Linked DNA regions of Homo sapiens: region 2 is linked to region 1. Evidence: chromatin loops called from intact Hi-C (ENCODE). Cell type or tissue: heart right ventricle. All regions are shown on one strand. Links, peaks and the distances in the headings refer to the core of each region. The heading gives the core; the rest is flanking DNA. Region 1 overlaps RNF103-CHMP3 (RNF103-CHMP3 readthrough). Region 2 overlaps RMND5A (required for meiotic nuclear division 5 homolog A).

Region 1 (11,645 bases), core at 1,948-9,947:
ATTTCTCTGCCTCCTGTCCGAATCAATGATCACGCCACTGCACTCCAGCCTGGGTGACAAAGAAAGATCCTGATTTAAAATAAAAAGAAAGAAAAGAAAAAGAAAGCGAGAAAGGAAGGATTCTAAATAGCAAATAAATTTTCATCTTCCCTGATGACAATAAATTGTTCCTGTAAACTAATCAGAATATGTAATGTTTATGGATTTTTTTTTTTTTCCAAGACAGAATCTTGCTCTGTCATCCAGGCTGCAGTGCAGCGGCACGATCTCGGCTCACTGCAACCTTTGCCTCCAGGGTTCAAGCGATTCTCGTGTCTCAGCCTCCCAGGGAGCTGGGATTACAGGCACTTGCCACCACGCCTCGCCAAGTTTTGTATTTTAGTAGAGTCGGGGGTTTCACCATTTTGGCCAGGCTGGTCTCAAACTCCTGATGTCAAGTGATCTGCCCACCTCAGCCTCCCAAATTGCTGGGATCAGAGATGTGAGCCACCGCACCCAGCCTTAATGTTTATGTTTTAAATAAATATGTTCAAAATTCATTTAGAGTGCTCTGGAAAACCTCTAAGTAGGTTAGAAAATCCTGTTTAAAAGTTGTTTGCTTTTTATATTTAACTATGCAGATGGAGTTTTTAAAAATAATTTTTAAAGCAGTTTTAGTTTTACAATAATTGATAGGCTTAATTTTTTTTAAAGCAGTTTTAGTTTTACAGAAAAGCTGAGCAGAAAGTACAGGGAACTCTCATATTCTTCCCTTCTCTCTGCACCCACTTTGGTCCTCATTTCCCCTATTATTAATGCCTTACATTAGAAGTTTTATAGTTTTGCATTTTACATGTAGTTTTGCATTTTACATGAAGTTTTATAGTTTTGCATTTTACATAGTACATTTTACTATGATCCATTTTGAGTTAATTTTTGTGAAAGATGTAAGGCATGTGTCTACATTCATTTTTTTCCCATGTGAATGTCCAATTGTTTCAGTATCATTTGCTGAAGACTGTCCTTTCTTCGTTGAATTGCCTTTGCTTGTCTGTCAAAGATCAGTTGGCTATATTTGTGTGTTTCTTTCTGGCCTCTCTATTCTGTTCCATTAATCTATTTGTCTATTCTTTCACCAATACCACACTGTCTTGATTACTGTACAGTAAGTCTTGAAGTTTTGCAGCGTCAGTTCTCTGACTTTTTCTCGTCAATATTGTGTTGGCTATTCTGGGTCTTTTGCTTTTCCATATTAACCTTAGAATCTGTTAGTCAATATCTACAAAACGACTTGTAATTTTTATTGGTATTGCGTTAAATGTATAGATCATGTTGTAAAGAACTGACATTTTAACAATATTGAGTTTCCTATCCATGATTCTTTCATGACAGTTTAATAGTGTTCCTTATATAGCTCTTGTACATATTTTGCTAAATTTATACCTAAGTATTTCTCTTTTTCTTTCAGGGTGCTAATGTAAATGATGTTGTGTCTTTATTTTTATTTTTTATTTTCTTTCTTAAGCTAAGGACGCTACTGAAGATGTGTTATCAATTTCAAATTCCAATAGGTCATTGCTGGTATAGAGGAAAGCAACTGACTTTGTATATTAACCTTGTATCCTACAACTTTGCTATAAGTGCGTATCAGCTCCAGGAATTAGTTGCCTTTTTTGTTTGTTTTGTCAATTCTTTGGGATTTTCTACATAGAAAATCATCATCTGTAAACAAAGACAGTTTTATTTCTTCCTTCTTGATCTGTATATCTTTCGTTTTTTTTTGAGACGGAGTCTTACTCTGTTGCCCAGGCTGGAGTGCAGTGGGGTGATCTCGGCTCACTGCAACCTCTGCCTCCTGGGTTCAAGTGATTCTCCTGTCTCAGCCTCCCGAGTAGCTGGGATTATAGGCACACACCGTCATGCCCGGCTAATTTTTTTGTATTTCAGTAGAGACGGGGTTTCACCATGTTGCCCAGGCTGGTCTCGAACTCCTGAGCTCAGGCAATCCACCCACCTCAGCCTCCCAAAGTGTTGGGATTACAGGCGTGAGCCACCGCGACTGGCCAATCTGTATATCTTTTATTTCCTTGTCTTGTCTTATTGTGTTAGCCATGACTCTCAGAATGATGTTGAATAAGACTGGTGAAAGTATACTCTTTTGTGTAGCTCCTAATTTTAGGAAGAAAGCATCATCAGTACCTATGACATTAGCTGTAGGGGTTTTTGTAGATGTTCTTTATCAAACTGAGGAAGTCCCCCTCTACTCCTAGTTTGCTGAGAGTTTTTATGATGAATGGGTGATGGATTTTGTCAAATTCTCTTTCTGTATTTGATCATATGATTTATCTTCTTTAGTGTCTTGGTGTAATAACTTACATTAATTCATCTCTTCTCAGCCTTTTGGCTAAGATCAAATGTAGTCATATTAATTGATTTTGCATATTAGTCTTGTATACCTAAAATAAATCCCACTTGGTCATGGTGTATAATTCTTTTTAGATTTGTTGAATTTTATTTGTTAATATTTTGTTGAGGACTTTTGTATCTATATTCATGAGAGATATTGGTCTGTAGTTGTTTTTTCTTGTAATATCTTTGGTTTTAGTATTAGGGTAATGCTGTCCTCAAAGAATGTTAGAATGTATTCCCTCTGCTTCTATTTCCTGGAAGAGACTATAGAGAATTGTTATAATTTACTTCTTAAATATTTGGTAGAATTCACCAGTGAATCCATCTGAGCCTGGTACATTCTGTCTTGGAAAGTTATTAATTATTGATTCAATTTATTTAGTAGATACAGGCCTATTTATATCATCTATTTCTCCTTGTGAGAGTTTCGGTAGATTGTCTTTTAAGGAACTGGTCTACTTCATCTAGATTATCAAATTTGTGGGCATATAATTATTTATCACATTCTTTTATTACGCTTTTAATGTTCATAGTGATATGCCTTCTTTCATTTCTGATATTAGTAATTTGTGTCTCCTATTTTTATTCATTAGTTTGAGTAAAGATTTATAAATTTCACTGATCTTTGCAAAGAAACAGTTTTGGGTTGATTGATTCTTTTTCTATTGATTTCCTGTTTTCAATTTCGATGTTTTCTGCCCTGATTTTTATAATTTCTCTTTTTCTGCTTATGTTTAATTTAATTTACTCCTCCTTTTCTTCCTTCCTCCCTCCCTTCCTTCCTTTTTTTTTTTTTTTTTTTTTTTGGCATTTTGCTCTTGTTGCCCAGACTGTAGTGCAATGGTGCGATCTCAGCTCACCGCAACCTCTGCCTCCCAGGTTCAAGTGATTTTCCTGCCTCAGCCTCCCGAGTAGCTGGGATTACAGGCATGTGCCACCAAGCCTGGCTAATTTTTTTTTTTTGAGATGGATTCTTGCTCTGTTGCCCAGGCTAGAGTGCAGTGGCACGATCTCGGTTTACTGCAACCTCCACCTCCCAGGGTTCAAGCGATTCTCCTGTCTCAGCCTCCCGAGTAGCTGGGACTGCAGGTGCCTACCACTGTGCCCAGCTAATTTTTTTGTATTTTTAGTAGAGACAGGGTTTCACCATCTGGGCCAGGCTGGTCTCAAACTCCTGACCTTGTCATCCTCCTGCCTCGGCCTCCCAAAGTGCTGGGGTTACAGTGGTGAGCCACCGCGCTCTGCCTATTTTGTATTTTTTTTAGTAGAGACGGGGTTCCTCCATGTTGGTCAGGCTGGTCTCGAATTCCCGACCTCAGGTGATCCCCCAGCCTCAGCCTCCCAAAGTGCTAGGATTACAGGCATCAGCCATGACGCCTGGCCAATTTGCACCTCCTTTTCTAGTTTCCTGAGACAGAAACTTAAGTGATTAATTTTAGGTCTTTTTTATTTTCCTATATAAGCATTTAATGGTATAAATTTTCCTTTAAGCACTGCTTTCACTGCATCTGACAAATTTTGATAAGTCATAATTTCATTTTTATTGAGTTAAAATATTTTAAAATTTCACTTCTCTTGAGGCTTCTTCCTTGACCTACTGATTATTTAGAAATGTGTAGTTTAATTGCCAAATATTTTTGGATTTTCGAGCTATCTTTCTGTTATTATTTCTAGTTTAATCCCATTGTCAAGATTTGTTTTATCACCCAGAATGTGGTCTCTCTTGGTGAATGTTCCATGTGAGCTTGGGAAGAATGTGTATTTTGTTGCTGTTGGATGAAGTATTTTATAAATGTCAATTAGATTCAGTTGATTGATGGTGCTGTTTATGTTTAGTTCAACTATATAATTACTGATTTCATGCCTACTGGATCTGTCAACTACTAATAGAGGGGTGTTGAAGTCTCTAAGTATTATAGTGTATTCATCAATTTCTCCTTGCAGTTCTATCAGTTTCACTGCATGTATTTTGACACTCTTGTTAGGTATGTACACATTAAGGATTGTTATATTTTCTTGGAGATTTTTAAAATCTTGTACTGCTCCTCTGTATCCCTGAGAATTTCCCTTGTGCTAAATTCTTTGTCTGAAATTAATGTAGAACTCCGGTTTTCTTTTGACTAGTATTAGCATGGCATAATTCTTTAAGTTTTTATTTTTATTCTATTTGCATCTTTATATTTAAAATGGGTTTCTTTTAAACAAAATTTAGTTAGGCCTTTTTTTTTCTAATTTTTTCATCTTGTGGGGACTTGTTTTTTTTAACCACTCTGACAGTCTTTTTTAATTGGTGTACTTAGGCCATTCACATTTAAAGTGAATATTGATATCATTGGATTAATACCTACTGTATTTTAAACTTTTCTATTCATTGCTTTTGTTCTGTTTCTTTTTTTATCTTCCACTCTTTTTCTGCCTTCTCTGTTTTTGTTTTTGTTTTTGTTTTTTTGCCTTCTCTGGTTTTAATTGTGCATTTTAAGATTCCATTTTCTCTTCTCTCATATCAATTATATTTCTTTTTAGTGGTTTCCCTAAAATTTTTAATATACATGTATAACTAATGCAAGCCCACTTTAAAGTAATAGTGTACTGCTTCACAGTACAAGTACCTTATAATGGTTTTCCCAGTGCCTCCCTCCCACGCCTTACAGCATGCGTCCATTCATTTCACTTATTCATAAGCAATGGTCACTGAAAGCATGGATTGTATAGGTTAGAACTAAATTGGTATAGCGAAAATTTCATTTATTTTGTAAATAATTTTTCCCGTGTGGCTGTTATTGTGCTCTACCATTTTATATTTTATTAGTGATCCAGTGATTTTTGAAGACAAGGTATGAGACAGAAGAAAATATTATAGGCCTAGATCCATGGACTCTTCTGATGGGGTTGATGAAGAGTTTTAACCGATATTTATTTATTTATTTATTTATTTATTTATTTATTTATTTATTTATTTTGGGGATAGGGTCTCACTCTGTCGCCCAGGCTAGAGTGCAGCGGTGTAATTATAGCTCACTGTAGCCTCAAACTCCTGGGCTCAAATGATCCTCCTGCCTTAGCCTTCAGAGTAGCTAGGACTACAGGCATGTGCCACCATGCCTTGTTATTTTCTTGTTGTTGTAGAGAAGAGATCTTGCTATGTTGCCCAGGTGTTTTCAAACTACTAGCCTCAACCAATCCTACCATGTTAGCCTCCCAAAGTGCTGGGATTACAGATGAGAGCCACCATGCCCAGTCAAGAATTTTAATCCTTTGAAGCATTTTACTACACCAGACAACAAGGAACTCTGGTAATCCAAATTGTTCCATTCCTTTGTGCATTGTCTGTGGTAAACAACTTACACATCCAGCAATGGCTCTGGCAAAACTGCAAAGACTCTTAACTCCAAAGCACAGACATTTGACAAGTAAAAGGGCAGATTATTTTCGGTGGTTACTGGAACATTGAAAGACAGTAAAGCTTTTGTTAAAAAACAAACAAACAAAAAAAAGTCGTAGTCAGTGAATAGCCTCAGGAAGCAAGCTATTTAGTAGCAGTTATTTAATGTCCAGAAAAGGAAAATGCACACAGTAATGAGAACCTAAATTAGAGTAAATAAAATGCTAGGGCCAGCTCGAGCCCAGGATTGAGTCCAGTTTGGGCAACATAACGAGATGCTGTCTCTAAAAACAAACAAACATAAAATACTAGGACAAGATGTAGCATGCGAAAATGAAAAGTTTTCTCTCTCAATACCATTAGTCAACGTATTGATGATACATGCCATAAACGGAAACAAATGGTTCTCTATGTAGGTTGATGAATCAACAGATTTTACCAATAAATGTCATATTATAACATTAGTGGTTGTTGTTTGAGATGGAATCTCGCTCTGTTGCCCAGGCTGGAGTGCAGTGGTGCGATCTCGTTCACTGCAACCTCAGCCTCCCAGGTCCAAGCGATTCTCCTGCCTCAGCCTCTCAAGTAGCTGGGACTACAGGCACAGGCCACCACACCTGGCTAATTAATATCATAACATTTGTAAGATTTTTAAACAAGGTGGTTTTCAAGACTTTTTTTTTTTCTGGTGCAAAGAGCTGTCCCAAACAAGCAAAATCCCGGATAAATTTTTTTTTTTTTTTTTTTTTTTTTTGAGACGGAGTCTCGCTCTGTCACCCAGGCCGGAGCGCAATGGCGCGATCTCGGCCCACTGCAACCTCCGCCTACCGGGTTCAAGTGATTGTCCTGCCTCAGCCTCCCAAGTAGCTGGGATTACAGGCATGCACCACGACGCCCAGCTAATTTTGTATTTTTAATAGAGACAGGTTTCTCCATTTTGGTCAGGCTGGTCTGAACTGCTGACCTCAGGTGATCCGCCCGCCTCGGCCTCCCAAAGTGCTGGAATTACAGGCGTGAGCCACAGTGCCCGGCCCCGGGTGCATTTAATGTTCTGTCGTTGTATCTGGAATGAAAAGGTCTGATCTGGAAGAAATATGTGGGCATCTATACTGACAGGACTCACCAGTGAACTCCAGGAGCGGCAAAGGGAACACAGGAAATTCTGACTTCGTTCACAACACACTCTTTTCTTCATAGAGAGGTGCTGGTGTCAAAGCCTGTCAAAGAAGAAATTTTAAAAGTCTGGATGATGTGACAAAAATAGTCAACTTTCTTAAATAGAGCTACAGTCTGATCATGTACTGAAGATGAGATTTACTCATCTATCTCTTGACAAACTGGATTTCTATGAAAAAATAGTTTTCTGATATTCACGGGAAAGCAACGAACACCTCGGTGGTTTTTAACTTCTTTTTTTTGAGATGGAGTTTTGCTCTTGTTGCCCAGGCTGGAGTGCAATGGCTCAATTTTGGCTTTTGGCAACCTCTGCCTCCCGGGTTCAAGCAATTCTCCTGCCTCAGCCTCCCGAGTAGCTGGGATTACAGTCATGCGCCACCATGCACGACTAATTTTGTATTTTTAGTAGAGACTTGGATTTCTCCATGTTGGTCAGGCTGGTCTCGAACTCCTGACCTTAGGTGATCCTCCCATCTCGGCATCCCAAAGTGCTGGGATTACAGGCGTGAGCCACCATGCCTTGTTGGTTTTTAACTTCTTAAACTTGTAAATAAACTTTTTCTTGTTTTTGTTTTTTGAGACAAGGTCTCATTCTGTTGCCCAGGCTGGTGCAGTGGCATGATCAGAGCTCACTGCAGCCTCAACTTCCCGGCCTCAGGCCATCCTCCCACCTCAGTCTCATGAGTAGCTCAGACAACACATGCATGCCATCACACCTGGCTATTTTTCTTTCTTTTTTTTTTGCGGAGGCAGGATCGCCTTATATTGCTCAGGCTGGTTTTTCTTCTTTAAGAAGCATTTGAAATTGTCATATTTATGTTGAAAATTGTGTATTTGACAAGCAAATACACAAGCACAAGTTTCAATTAAGGGGTAGAGTCCATTCTTTAGTTTTAGTTTAAAAAAAGTGTTTAATACACTTTTAATACTTTTATATAGACCAATTAAAGAGATCAAGAAAGTAATACATGTATATAATAATTTTGTAATTGCTAGGCCTACATGGGAGTGTGTTAGTCCATTTTGTGTTGCCATAAAGGAATACCTGAGGCTGGGTAATTTATAAAGAGGTTTATTTTGCTCACGGTTCTGCAGGCTATACAAGAAGCATGATGCCAACATCTGCTCCTGGCTAGGCCTTCAGGAAGCTTCCAATCATGGCTGAAGGTGAAGGGGGCCCAGAATGTCACAAAGTGAGAGAGGAAAAGGGAGAGAAGGTGGAGGGCAGTGTTTTCTTAAACAACTAATTCTCGTATAAACTAACAGAGCAAGAACTCATTCATTACCACCAGGACAGCCTCAAACCATTCATGAGGGATCTGCTCCCATGATCCAAACTCCTCCCATTAGGCCCCACCTCCAACTTTATCATATTTCAACATGAAATTTGGAGGGAACAAATATCCAAACCGTATCAGGCAGCCTGATCATGTCACTCAGTAAGGAAACGCTTTTAAACTGTCTTAAAACAGTCTTAGGCCATTTTTATTCATATTGTTTTCTTTGCAGTTTTACTAACTTTCTTTTAACATTTTCAATAAATTTTCATGTTGTAAATAACATTAATTAAAATCAATTTACAACCTTTATATAAATTAAATCAACTCCTTCTACCTTTAGAAAAATTTCATTTTGTCTTAAGCCTGTATAACAAAAATGTATTATTTTTACTATATGAGTTTTAAAATTTTATGAAAAGCCACTAGGGAGATTCATTTCAAGAAAGGTAAGCTAATCTTAACTATCTGATTTTATTTCAGGGACAGATGGTTAAAAAGACATAGCAACCACAGTAGAATCTCATTTAGTAGAAATTTGTGATAAGAGTTTGGGACCTACTTGGATAAGGTAAAAATTGAAGTAGACATAATGTCTTTTTTTGGGAGGAGGAACCACATAAAAAGATAGGCAAATAAGTAAGCCAAAATAAACAGATCTTCAGGAAAAGATATCATTCTCTACTCAAAAGAGCATTGGCAATTATTATTGGATTGTTATATCTACAACTTACTGATCATGCTAATGTACTATGGGCTTAGATAAAATAATTTTTATACAGAGGTCCCCTGAGACCTGGAAATTATTTCAAGAGCTCCTCCAGAGGAGAAAGACTATGCTGGTCAACCTGCCTGTGGGATAAAAAAAATTGCATAGTATCTCCTCATCTCAGTACAAAGTACTGTATAGAGTCTATCACTTAGAATTTTAAAAATATTAATCATGTTCATGACATCCTGTAGCAAATACACTGTAATTTGTAACAATATACAAAAAATAAAAAGTATATGATACTATCTATAAATATACTTTTCATTTTAATAATTATATATAATTTTAGCAAATTATATACATAATACATTAAATTATATATATATAAAATTTCAATAATTTCTTTTTTTTTGAGACAGAGTCTTGCTGTGTCATCAAAGCTGGAGCATAGTGGCATGATTGCAGCTCACTGCTGCCTCGACCTCCTGGACTTAAGAGATCTTCCTGGCTCAGGCTCTTGAGTAGCTGGGACTACAGGCATGTGCCACCATGCCCGGCTAATTCTTATTTTAAAATTTTTAAAATATTTTGTAGAGATAGGGTCTCACTATGTTGTCCAGGCTGGTCTTGAACTCTTGGGCTCAGTGATCTTCCCACTTTGGCCAACCAAAGTGCCAGGATTACAGATGTAAGACACCACACCTGGCCTAATTTTAATAATTTCTTTCTGTACCTCAATAAATCATTTTTCATACATTTAGGGATGCATACACCCACTTTGGAAGCTACTGTTCCAGTCATAGAATTTTATCATTAACACTACCAACTAACCTCATTTGATTAAGATTTATTGACCATTCCACCCCACAACAACAGAATGTAAATTCTTTTCAAGTGACAATGGGAATATTTATTAAAATATAGCATATTTTGGGCCATAAAGCAAGTGTCAATAAGCTAAAAAGAATTTAAGTCACGTATAGTATGTTCTCTGACAACGATGGAAATAAATTAGAAATCAATGACTGCTGAAAAATTGCTGGGTAGACCCCAAATATTAGGGAACTAAATAACAGACTTCTAAATAATCAGTGGGCCAAGAAGAAATCGAAAGAGAAATGAGAGTATTTTAAATGGAGTGAAAATGAAAATCCAATATATCAAAATGTCTGGGATGCCCTTGAAGCAGCACTTAAGGAAAATTTTACAACACAAAACACTTATGTTAGAATAGAAAAAAAGGTCTCAAATCAGTGACTTCAGCTTCCATGTTAAGACACCAGAAAAAGAAGATTAAACTCAACATGCACAGAAAAAAGAAAATAATAAAGATTACAGCAAAAATAATGAAATAAAAATCAGAAAAACAACAGCAAAAGTCTGTGAAACCAAAACTGCTTCTTTGAAAAAATAAATCAATAAAATTAATAGACCTCTAGCTAAGGTGATTAGGAAAAAAAGATAGAAGATGCAAATTAACAATATCAGTAATGTGGGATGCAACATCACTGCAAGTTATACAGATATTAAAAGATAATAATGGAATATTATGAATGACTCTACACCAACGAATTCAACAAGTTAGAGCAAATTCTTTGAAAGGAACAAAATACCAAAGCTCACTCAAGCGGAAATAGCCTAAATAGTCCTATACTTATTTTAAACATTTAATTTGTAGTTAAAGGCTTTGTCACAAAAGACTCCATATCCAGATGGCTTGCTGCTCTGATGAAGTCTACAAAATCACAAAAATAAAATAAGACTAATTCTACTGAAATTCTTTTAGAAAATTGAAAAGTAGGGAATATTGCAATGAATTCCATAAATGAAGGATTAACCTGATACCAAAAAGCAGACAAAGAAAAGCAAACTACAGACCAATATTCCTCATGAGCACAGATGCAAAAATTCTAAACAAAATATTAGCAAATTTAATTCAACAATATATAAAAAGGATAATGTGGCTGGGAAGGGTGGCTCACGCCTGTAATCCCAACACTTTTGGAGGCTGAGGTGGATGGATCATGAGGTCAGGAGTTCAAAACCAGCCTGGCCAATGTGGTGACACCCCATCTTTACCAAAAATACAAAAAAAATTAGCCGGACATGGTGGCTCACGCTTGTAGTCCCAGCTACTCGGGAGGCTGAGGCAGAAGAATTGCTTGAACCCACAAGGTGGAGGTTGCAGTGAGCCAAGATGGTGCCACAGCACTCCAGCCTGGGTCACAGAGTGAGACTCCATCTCAAAAAAAAAAAAAAAAAAAAAAAAAAAGGATAATGCATCATGACCAAAGTGGGGTTTATTCTAAGAATGCAAGGCTGGTTTGAAATCCAGAAGCCAATCAAGGCCAGGTGCAGTGGCTCATGCCTGTAATTCTAGCACTTTGGGAGGCCAAGACAGGGGGATCACTTCAGCCCAAGAGTTCAAGAACAGCCTGGGCAACATAATGAGCCCCTGTCTTGACCAAAAAATAAAATAAAATAAAAAAAAGCCAGCTGTGCTGGCACTTGCCTATAGTCCTAGGTACTTGGGAGGCTGAAGTGGGAGGATCACTTGAGCCAGGGAGGTCAAAAGTGCAGTAAGCCATGATTTCACTACTGCACTCCAGCTTGGGTGACAGTGAGAAGCTGTCTCTTAAAAACAAACAAACAAAAACCAAAAACCAATCAATGTAATTTCCTATATTAACAAGCCAAAAAGAAAAAACAT
Region 2 (11,645 bases), core at 2,083-10,082, 60 kb after region 1:
AGAATAACAGCCTTGTATCAGTCTCCCCTGCATCATCCTAACTGTTTTCTTCCTATGGGCGTCCCAGCTACCTTTCAATTTTGCCTTCTGTGTGAATGAGTGAGTGAGTTGGTTGCTAGGCAGTGAGGCTGGTCACTTTGATTTGATGTTTTTTTTCTTGTGACATTTTTTGAGTAAGCCATCTTTGACCTGGTGGTTGACTTATAAGCAGTTACCATTTTTAGTACCAGCTGATTTTATTCATGGAGTTCATAGTCCTATTGGCACCTAAGAGAAGTAGTTCAAGGTTACTGTGTGATACCTCTGACTACTTCAGACATTGGGGAGATTGTGACTGGTTGGGGCATTTCTCTTCACACATCGTAAATGTCTGGGAGGGTAGGAAGAACTTTCGAGGAGTGCCCTTTGTAGCAAAGGCATCTTCTAAACAGTCTTATGAGTTAACTTAGTCTGTACTCACAAGAGTGATAGTTGTAACAGAGGTAATAGAAGCTCATTGAATCTGGAGAGTGGTTCGTGTAACTCATGGGTAGACCCAACTGTTAGAAATTATCCTGTGAAAAGGCTAGGCTTGACGCTGCTTGAGTCAGAACTATATGCTTATAAGGCAATACTGTTCACTGGTAGGTGTGGTATGACAAGACTGTGAGTGGCATGGGCTCAGAGGACTTGTTTTGGTAGTTGTGGCTTACAGAAGTGTTAGTGGCCTTTCAGAAAGTTCTCACTACTCCCATAGTGGTGTGAGGGGTTTGACTTGGCCAGAGAGTCGGAGGGTGGTTTTGGCAGCAGCAGGGTTCCAGCCACGTTGTTATGTCAGTGATGGCAGTCACCAGCAAAGTCTGGGAAGGCAGACTCTGGGGAGATTGTGACTGGGGAGATTGTGGGGAGATTGAGACTTTGGGGAGATTGTGAAATGGCTTTGAGGTTGTGAAGCCTGTTTGGTAACTCCAAGAGAGTGAACACAGTTTTAGAAGTGGGTTTGGCATCAACCCTCTCTGGTACTATGATATTTGAAGTCTTCAGTTGGTTCCTGGAGTGGTTGTTGGTGTGTATGAGCTTAAGAACTGTGGGAGTGGTGGTGGGACACTTTATTTTCTTCCAGCAGCTGTATCCTTCTAGAATGTGATGGGGCACTTTAGAGATGGTCTTCATTTGTGGGTGAAGAACCCTCAGTTCCTCTAGAGGTACAGTAACTACTGGTGGTGTCTAAGAAGATTCACATTTTGATGTTGACAGTGACCAAGGCATCCTGGTGATTCTAAATGGCTCAAAGTTCAGAGAGAACCCCAGGAAGTTCTTGGGGACATCTGCTTGACCACCAGGCTGCCTGCAGTTATAACAGAAGGTCAGCATTTGGACAGTAGAACCAAAGGTGGTATGACAGTGAGAAGAGCTAAAGCTTCCAAGGCAGCCAATCAGAGATTCTTGGAATAAGGGGGGATGGGCTCAGCAACTATAATTCTAGTGTGTGGGCTACTGACCAGGATCTGGAGCAGTTGGGCAAATAATTCACCAATTATGCTTTCTGCAGCTGGTAGGCTGACCATATATGCCATGTATGTCCCTGTTTCCTAGTTTATGTTTTTTGTCCTGTCATGATGATCAGAATCTTCTTCTGCTCTTGTCCTGCTTGCTCCTGGTGCCTGGCTGAGCATCTCTTACTCCAGACCTAGCAGGTCTTTATAGATATTCATAAGGGTTGTCAGATATTTTGACTAATCTTTAAGGCAAAACATTATCTGGATGTACTTGGTGCCAAACATGGAAGTATCTTTTTGGAAGTGGATATCAAGGGAACACATTTATAATGAATAATCTACATTCTGGCTTATTTGGGCAGGGGGATGTGTTCATGGTAAAGATTCCTAATCACATATTTTAATTTACTCATTGCTCTTTTGAGGACTTTTTTTTTTTTTATGCCCTTGGAAGTTATAAGGACTTTTTCAAGTAATTCTTATACAGTTTCTTTCAAAAAAATTGGGGTGTTTTTGGTTTTTGTTTTTGTTTCTGTTTTTGTTTTGAGAAGGACTCTCACTCTTTTTGCCCAAGCTGGAGTGCAGTGGCACCATCTCAGCTCACTGCAAACTCTGCCTCCCAGGTTCAAGCGATTCTCCTGCCTCAGCCTCCTGAGTAGTGCCCAGCCCAAAAAATTGTTTCATGTTCCTGTGAAAGTAGTTTTGGTTCTAGGTGACCTGGATTCTGGATTCTTCTCATTCGTCATATGAAACTATATTATTTAGTCGGCTGGGCGTGGTGGCTCACACTTGTAATCCCAGCACTTTGGGAGGCCGAGGCAGGCGGATCACCTGAGGTGAGGAGTTCGAGACTAGCTTGGCCAATATGGCAAACTCCCATCTCTACTAAAAATACAAAAAAAAATTAGGCACATTCCTCTAATCCCAGTTACTTGGGAGGCTGAGGGAGGAGAATCGCTTGAACCTGGGAGGCGGAGGTTGCAGTGAGTCGAGATTGCACCACTGCACTCCAGTCTGGGCAACAGAGCGAGACTCCATCTCAAAAAAAAAAAAAAAATACATACATACATACTATATTATTTAGCTGACACTGAATAGTGTTTGTGGTACTGTAGTCTGCCACCACAGAGGAAAGCCTGGATCTTTTAGCTCAGTTCCCTAGTATCTTTCAGTACACACTCTCCCCGTATTTTTGGCATCTACTTGGCCTCAGCTGAAGAGGAAGCTGTTTCCCCAATAGAAGTACCTAGACGTTGTGAATGGGCTTCTCACATACATCAGGAATTCCGTGTAGGCTGTTTCACATAAGACTGCATTGACTTGTTAAGTCCTCCAGGAGCTCTTTTAATTTGAACCTGGTAGTTGTGTAAGCTCTGGGCAGCCTGTTGTAAAGGCTGGGTGGACCTGATTGGTGGTGACCAAACAGGATAAAGCTGAATCCAGTGTGGCATAAGGCTTTTAAGAACCATGCCAAACAGACCTGAGTAATAAACTGGAATGTCCATCAGCCTGTGAGTACCACTTTATGGACACATGCTCCCACCCTTACAGGATGAGGACAAAGAAGCCAGTGGCTCCTGTATGAGCAGGCTGGTTTTGAGTGAGAAACATTAGTAAATTTTAGTCATGCTCAGTGGTATTTTTCCTTTTATATTTTAATACTTATGTTTTAAAGTTCCCTACCTATCATGTCTCTGAAAATATAAGCAGAATAGAAGTTTCTGGTGGTGGTAGCCAAGATATTGTTTGGCTTTTAATTATTATGAACAGAGTCTCGCTCTGTTGCCTAGGCTGGAGTGCAGTGACACCATCACAGCTCACTACAGCCTTGACCTCCCTGGGCTCGAGTGGTCCTCCCACCTCAGCATCCAAGTCCCAGACAAGTAGCTGGGCCTACATGCGCTTGCTACCATGCCCAGTTAATTTTTTTCATTTTTGCGTAGAGATGTGGTCTTGCAGTGTTGCCCAGGATAGTCTTGAACTCCTGGCCTCCCATTGTTGGGATTATTGGTGTGAGCCACTGTGCCTGGCCCATTATTTATTTAAAATAAATAATATTTGTTCTGTGACAATTTTTTTTTTTTTAGTAAAAATAATGTATTTGGGCTGTTCTTGATTTCCTCTCCCATTTTTAGATAATCTAGAATTCAGTCCAGTTTAGGGTATTTTATTCAGTATTTTATTTAGTCAATTGACTTTTAAAGTTTACTTCCTAAGAAAAGTCAATAAAAATGATTATTGCTTTAGACTTCTAGGTATGTGTGCATATGTGTTAAATAGTACTAAAGATTTTAATATCTCAAATCTGATGTGGTATAATTAAAAGCTGACCACATACTACATGTCCTTTATAAGATTGCTGTTTTGTATATGTAAAATAACTGGAAAAATTCTGAGGCTACATGAAAGAAGTTTGCATGGAATAGACACTGCTTATTATAAAGTAAAGGTAGTTGCTATCTTAAATTTGACTTGGAAGAGTGGGTAAGATTTAGAGCAGCAGAACAGTGAGATGAGATTTTTCCTTGAGGCTCGGAAAGGGCAAAACAGCAACTGAGAATATGCCTGACTCATGTTTAAGATGCTTCAAGATTGACTTGATTAGAGTGACTGCTCCTGTTGGGAATAGGGAAAGGTAAATGATGGAAGGCCTGAGAGGTGTGGATTTGATCAGATGATGAAAGCAGTTGAGGATTTACTTGACCTCATTAAGTAGGATGAAAACAGACTAAATAGTAGTCATAGGTAGGAGGATAATAGCTATCACATATTGAGTGTTGACCATGTTCCAGATAGTGAGCTAAGTGCTTTACATACATTTATATCTATCCCATGATGCAGGGACATTATTCCCATTTTATATATGAGGAAACTGAGACTCAATACCCAGGTATATAATTTGGAAGTAGTGGATCAAGGTTTGGAAAAAGTTTTTACTCAAGAATCTGTTCTTAAACACTGTGCTGTACTAGGAAATCACTGAGGCCATTGCAGAGCTGGTAATGTTGAAGGGGAACAATAATAGTTAAAAAAAATTTTAAACCTCATTATCTAAACAGATCTTTTGCCACTGGGTGGAGTATCTACATTGGTGAGGCAAAATGCTGACTGTATTAAGGAGTGAATGGAGTAATGGTATAAAAAAATGACATATAGAATATTTTAAGATAGTTCTGGGTGAGCAGTCCAGAACTGCCTTTTATGTTGGTATGTGATAAACAAGGTCTGTGTGTTGGGTAGAGAGGGACAAAAGGACTTAATATCCATTAAACTGTGCTAGCTAATCCAGTCTGCAATTGCATTTAAGTGCTTTTAAATTAATGAATATTAATATCTCTGCATGCTTTCGTGTATTTGTTTTTGTTTATATTTTCTAATAAGGATTCTTTTAAATACAGAAGCAGAAGGTTTGGTGGCAACCTGGCCCTCAGATTCAGCTTTGGTTAGGTTTGGCCTGGCTCTCAGATTCAGCTACTGTGTATTAAAGGTTTACTGATGGATGGATACTCATAGAGGTTTTCATGTACATTATTTACCTTTATCTTCACCAAAGACTTGTAAGGTCGAGATTATTGTCTCTAGATACAGATGTGAAAACTTAGATTTGTAAGTAACCTGCCTGAAGTCACAGAGTTGGGATTAAAACCCAGATTTTAAGACTTGGAGGAACCTTTCTCAACTGGAGTTCCTTGAGAGAATTCATCTCTAGTGCCCTGAGGGCACCCACTCTACATATGAATTTCTCTCCTTTCCATAGAATGGTAAGAGATACATATCATCCTTGGAAGAATTAATAAAATAGCCACAGAAAGGCAGATAACTAATAGTGGAGGGATAGGGATGCAAATGTGACAGAAAGGCCTGGCAGAGTGGTTTGGCACGTTACTCCCTCATTTTTTAAATAAAGCAATAACATAACAGTGTGAATCTACCTTTCTCTTAATGTTGATAACCAAAGAAGAGGTATAAATACCGTAAGGAGAATATGGAATGTCTACATCAAAAAATGCATCTACAAAATGCTGATTATGACACACTACCAAGTTTATTTTCCAGCCCTTGGTTTGTAAAGCACTGCTATCTGGTATATGCCTAAATATGGATTATTTCATCATAGGACAGGTGCCTCATTATCAGCTTTACTAGGTATTGTAAAATTTTCCCCTGAAGGGTTTATACCAATTTACAGCCCTACCAAACACCTATAACACTTCCTGCTTCCTCATTTCTCACCTATACCTGGTATTATCAGACTTCAAATGTTTAAAGATTAATCAGATGGGTGTGAAGTAGTATCTAGTTGTACTAATTTTGCCTTTCTTTGACCATCTTGAAGGTGGGGCATCTTCTCATGTTTAACATTAGGAATTTCCCATTTGTGCATTTCATGTTCTGTCCATTTTTTCTGTTAAGTTATCTTTCTTATTGAGAGGTGTGTGTTTGTTTCAAACTCTTCTGAATACTAATCTTGTGTGGTTTGTATGCGAAGTAGCTATCGTCTGTTAGTCTGAGGAGAACCAGAATCCAGGTCTTCTTACTCTGTTAAGTATCCTTTGCTGTCTGCCTCTCACTGCTAAACCAGATTAACTGGATGCTTAAAAGGGAAATTAATTCCTGGTAGGTGCAACAATAGCACATTTTGTTGGTTCATACACTAATTTTTCTTCAAAGTAGATGGAGAAGTTTCAAAATACATGTTAATACTATTAGGGAATTGGTACTTAGGAATTAAATACTGAGTTTTATATATATTGTGACCACTGTCTGCTCAGTCATTATAATTTTATAAAATATATTTGAGAAACGGATGGGTTTTTGACGGTAAACAGTGAAAGCCATTTCCGACTGATTTGTGTATTCATGATACGGCATGATACGGCCTGTTTAGATCGCACACTTTCATAATGATGTTGTATCAAAGTTATTTACTCCTCTTCTGCCTCAGCTTCTAGATTTAGTATGTCCTGGATTTCTCCTTCCAAGTCAGAACATCCTCTCCGGATGGACACACCCTTGGATGTGTGCTTTTTTGCTTTTGGTTCTTGTTTGGATCCTTTCTTCCCAATTAAGAACAGGATGCCAAAGCTTTTCTTTGCTTAAAAAATATGAAAAGAAAAAGTATAGTAAGACAGAAGATGTTAATTATAGATGGTATTTCTCTTCATTAGCCACCTCTTGGCTGGTTTGCAGTGCTGTGGATTTTCTGGACAGCCATGCAAATGAGCTTGGTTACCTAGCAACAGAAGCTGGAACTAATGCTAGCTCTGATGCAACAGTGAGTAAGAACCTGCAGTTATAACAAAAGGAGTTTGACAGTGTATTGCATTTCCTCAACCTCTATATATTTTATAATCTTAGCTTTAATTTTTAATGCATGTGACCAGAAAATAAGCTATGGAAGTTTACTTATCTACCTCAGTAGTTTATACTGGAAAATCAGAATGGTAGAAGGGAGCTCAGAAGTGTCCAGAAAACAATCGAATGCATTGCTTATTCATGCTTCTTTTCCAAGAGCAGCAAATAAGTTACGAGCTTGAATGTAGTTAGATTTTGAGTGTAAGGGTGTTTGACTTTTCTTACCTATGTAGTAGTGACCATAGTAAGCCTTAAGAAAATAGAGATACACATAGGGCATTGTTGTAAAACTTTGTAGCAAACCCAAAGAAAATTGTTTAAATATTAGACTCTTTTTGTAATTTTCTAGTTGATGAATATTTACTTTTAATATGTATATTAAGGAAAGAATTGAAGGGATTATTTTGTTTGATCTGAGCAAGTACTGTCAGATGGTAGCTTATTAAAATTCTGACCTAATATATATATTACCGGATAAAATTGTTTCAACATGATCTGTGCTTTGAGCTGACCAGCGTGTCTTCCAGCGTTGTTTTATTTTTCCCTAAGGAATAGGTACTAATAAATTTGTTGTTTGGGGAAAAATCATTAAATGAATAAGTAGAAACCTGAAGGTTGTATTTGGATTTAATGCAGTTGATAAGTTAGTGAGAGAACTTTCTTAATTCATCTCTCTATTCTTTCCTTATACTGTGCATTTAGACATTTAGAGAGTTATGGGCAGGTTCCTGAGTTTGTAATAAACTCATCTTCAGATCTTTAGAAACCCATTCCTTTATGCATTTGAATGGCCCTTTGGGAAGTGGAATTTGGGAGAGAACAGCGTTGATCAGCCTCTGAGCTCTACTCCAGAAGAGACAGAAAGCAGTACCATCTCCGGTGTTGTAGTTGTCATAGACAGCATAAAGATAAAATAATTTACTTAAAAATACTGATGAACTGTTATAAAATTAGCTCTCAACAGGCAGAATCTGATAAATAGAAATTAAACATAATCTTATACAAGCAGTTGTGGTTCTTCAGTGCTAGTTAACAGTTTTTTCATTATATGCATGGATGCTCTTGCTTTAGCATCTAGGTACTTTGTATTATTTCTTTTTCTTTCTTTTTTTTTTTGAGATGGAGTCTTGCTCTGTCTCTCAGGCTGGAGTGCAATGGCGTGATCTCGGCTCACTGCAACCTCTGCCTCCCTGGGTTCAAGCGATTCTCCTTCCTCAGCCTCCCAAGTAGATGGGATCACAGGCACCCACCACCACGCCCAGCTAATTTTGTATTTTTAGTAGAGACGAGGTTTCACCATGTTGGCCAGGTTGGTCTTGAACTCCTGACTTCAGGTGATCCTCCCACCTCGGCCTCCCAAAGTGCTGGGATTACAGGAGTGAGCCATCATGCCCACCCCGTTATTTCTATTCTTTAGGTTAAATACTTGGCTAAGAAAAATGTCTGTGAAAAGGAAATGAATAAAAATTAAGACTGACAATATTCTTGGTTTTTTGTGTTTGTTTTGTCTTGAGTGATTCCAAACCTTAATGTATGTATTCAGTTTTAGGCTACTGTTTTCACATCTAGAGATAGGGTAGATAGCTGTTTATAGGGAGAAAAATGTGCTTAATTTTGGAGAAAAGCACTCCTGCATTGTGATTGTAAATAGTGGGTTGTTTGCAGTTGCTGTTGCTGGTTACTTACTACCTGTTCTTGTACATCATGTAAAATAATCCCATATTGGTTGGACTGTATATTTAAGCAGTGGTTGACTAGGATTGCAATTTTAGTTAAATCTAAATGGCCTTGTCTAGTTAAGTTTATATATTTTTAAAAAGAAATGCAAAACATTTATTAGGGAGCAATGCCTATGAAAGATAAAGGGTGCTGAAGTGGAATTAGGCTGGGAAAGCTTTCACACTGTGATGTACGTTTGCTCTTCTTTCACTCTTGATGTTTCATGTTCCTTCTGGTGTCATTTTCTTCTGTCTGAAGACTTTAGCAATACTTTTAGAGCAAGTCTGATGGCAGTAAATTCAGTTTCCCTCCGTCTGAGAATGTCTTTATTTCATCTTCATTCCTGAAGGATATTTTCACTGGATATAGAATTCTAGGATGACAGTTATTTTCTTTCAGTACTTGACAAATGTCATGCCACTTCTTTCTGGCCTCCATAGTTTCTGTTGAGAAATCTGTAGTCATTTGAATCATGGTTCCCCTGTAAGTAACATGTCACTTTTCTCTGGCTGCCTGCAAGATTTTTTGCTTTATCTTTAGTTTTAACAGTTTGAATGTGAGATGTTTGGGTCAGATTTCTTTGAATTTGTCCATGTTGGAGTTCACTGACCTTCTAGAATCTGAGATTTATGTCTTTTGCTAAACTTGGGAAATACTCTTCAACTATTTTTTTCTGTACCATACTGTTTCTCTTCTCCTAGTATTCCGATGACACACACGTTAGAGCTTTTGTAATTTTCCCACAGGTCCCTGAGGCTCTGTTTTTTTTTTTTTTTTAAACTGGTGTTCAGATTGGATGAATTCTATTGATTTTCACTGACTTTTTGCACTGCCACTTTGCTTCTGCTGTTGAAAAATTCATCCAATGAATTTTTTATTTTGGTTACTCTATCAGCTTTTTCCTTGCTAAGTCTCTCCCTTTGTTTCAAGATTGTTTGTATTTTTATAATAACTGCCCTAAAGTTTTGGATGGTTCCAGCATCTCTGTCATGTTGGCATTGGTGTCTGTTGATCATCTTTTTCCATGTGAGTTGAGATTTTCTTGGTTCTTTGTATGCCAAGTAATTTTGCAGTATCTTGAACATTTTGAATATGTATTATAGTACTCTGGGTCTTGTTTAAGTTCTGTGGAGAGTGTTGGTATTTTTGTTTTAGCAGGCAATCAACCTTGTTGGATTCAGGCCACAAGTTCTAACCAGTCTTTTCTGGGTTGTAGTTTCAGTGTTAGTTTTGTTTCTAAAGCCATTACAGTTATTTAGATTTGTCCTGTGTGTGTAACACCTGGTAGCCAATATGGGACCTAGGAATTAGGTCTATTCCCTAGTTCAGTTTTCAAAATCTGTAGTATGCTGTTTAGAGTCAGGACCATGCATGTATAGCTCAAAGGCAAACCCAGAGGTGTAGATAAACCACTCTCTTAACTAGTTGGCCATGCCCCCACAACCACTTTCAGCCTCAATACTGCAGTTGTTGGGATGTGCCATGGATTATTATGTTGATAGGCATATGTGTTTTCTCCTTTTTTCCCCTCCCATTATAGACAGTGCTGCAGTGGGCATGCTTTTACAGGTCATCATTGCATTCCTCTAAAAATATTGCTGCATATAATGCCTAGAAATCAGTTCATTCGCTTGATTTTATTTTATTCATGGACACCATTATTAAATCTACTTTAAAAAAACATTATCTAAAAATATACCTATTTACTCTTCTAGCATGACAAGTTTTAGAAAGGAGCAGTGGAAAAATTCCTTCCTTTGGGACGCTATAAATTGCAGTTGGGTTCTTATTGGGGTATCTCAGACTGAAACAAAGACCATTTTTTTCCTGTTAAGTGGGGTGAAAATAATCTATTTATGATTCCCTTTCTCTTTCTTTTCCCCAGAATTTTGATTCTGACATTAGCAGTGTGGGAATAGATGGCTGCTGGCAGGCAGACAGCCAAAGGCTTCTCAATGAGGTGATGGTGGAGCACTTCTTTCGACAAGGAATGCTGGATGTGGCTGAGGAGCTCTGTCAGGTAACAGTGTGCCAACTGGGAGGATATGAAAAAGAAACAAGGGAACTCCTTGGAGTTTATAGTATTTGCAGGGTGGGGTTTTGAGTCTTCCTCTAGCTATAGATAGATTTTTAATATTTAAATTATCAGAGATGACCTCATTTTACTAGGAGTATTTTGGGGAATTTTTTAAGTGGCAAAAATTATAGTTCTAGAACTTGTTATCCAGATCATTTTTTTCTTGTTCCTGTCCCAGAAGGTTAGTCCCAGTTCATGAATCAAAGGGCGCAAAAGCGATATTCTTTCTTCATGTCCATTTTTGATATAGAAGGTTAGTATAGCAGACAAGAGGAAAGGGACAAAAACATTGATGTTTGTTCTTCTGTTCTAGCCCAGCTTAAACGATTTTATCAAATGAATTTCCAGCTAAAATTTTTTACTTCGCATTAGCAGCATTTGTCTTTTATTTCTATCACACATGAGTTAGAACTCTACAACAGTTTACCAATACCATGTAGTCATAATAGTAGTAGCTGCCATATATTGAGTGCTTACCTTAAGCCAAGCCCTGCCTTTATTCCTTGCTGCAATCCCATGAAGTAAAAATTATTGTTTCCATTCTACAGATGAAAAATCTAAGGTCTGGAGAAGTAAGTTGCCCGAGGCCTTAACAGGTTCTTTGTGAAAGAACTGGGATTCAGTCCCTGATTCATATGTCTTCACACTCCGTTCTAAGCCACCATGTGCTGTTGCATTTTTGTTTGGAAACATGAAGGACCGAAAGAATTAGTTTAAAATCAGTCTGTAAACCAAACCTCTAATCTAAGCCTTTTCTATTTTAAACAATTCAGATAAATGATAACTCGGTTTTTCTCTGTACCTTACAGGGATTTTGTGTATGTGTCCATGTAATTTCCTGCAGTAAACTGTCATTGAGGATTGTTTGCTTTTAAGTAACAAAAGACCCACAATTACAGTGGCTTAAGCAAAAGTGAAATTTTTTTCTTGCACAGAAATCGGTAGTAAGACGTCCACAGCATGTTTGGTAGCTCTGCATTGTGAAACTCTTAGGGACTTAGCACCTTGTACCTCTG

The links. A loop is a pair of places that touch in the nucleus more often than their neighbours do. Peaks named below come from ENCODE experiments on the same cell type or tissue, not always from the same donor. Only the 100,000 strongest peaks of a DNase experiment are listed, where the experiment ranks them.
Region 2: it touches region 1 in a loop (8-fold over the local background); 4 of 110 quality-filtered maps call a loop at or near these places.

Annotation. Positions count from the first base shown.
Region 1 is chr2:86,681,339-86,692,983 of GRCh38, forward strand. It overlaps RNF103-CHMP3 (RNF103-CHMP3 readthrough), which reads right to left. Exons shown (of 8, transcript NM_001198954.1): 2 at 6,894-6,987. Among named protein-coding and RNA genes, the nearest start is that of RMND5A, 33 kb to the right of the region's middle. In heart right ventricle, for the core only: no CTCF peak of the experiment used is centred there; no DNase peak of the experiment used is centred there.
Region 2 is chr2:86,741,459-86,753,103 of GRCh38, forward strand. RMND5A (required for meiotic nuclear division 5 homolog A) reads left to right here. Exons shown (of 9, transcript NM_022780.4): 3 at 10,438-10,572. Among named protein-coding and RNA genes, the nearest start is that of RNF103-CHMP3, 26 kb to the left of the region's middle. In heart right ventricle, for the core only: no CTCF peak of the experiment used is centred there; no DNase peak of the experiment used is centred there; H3K27ac peaks cover 1,936 bases.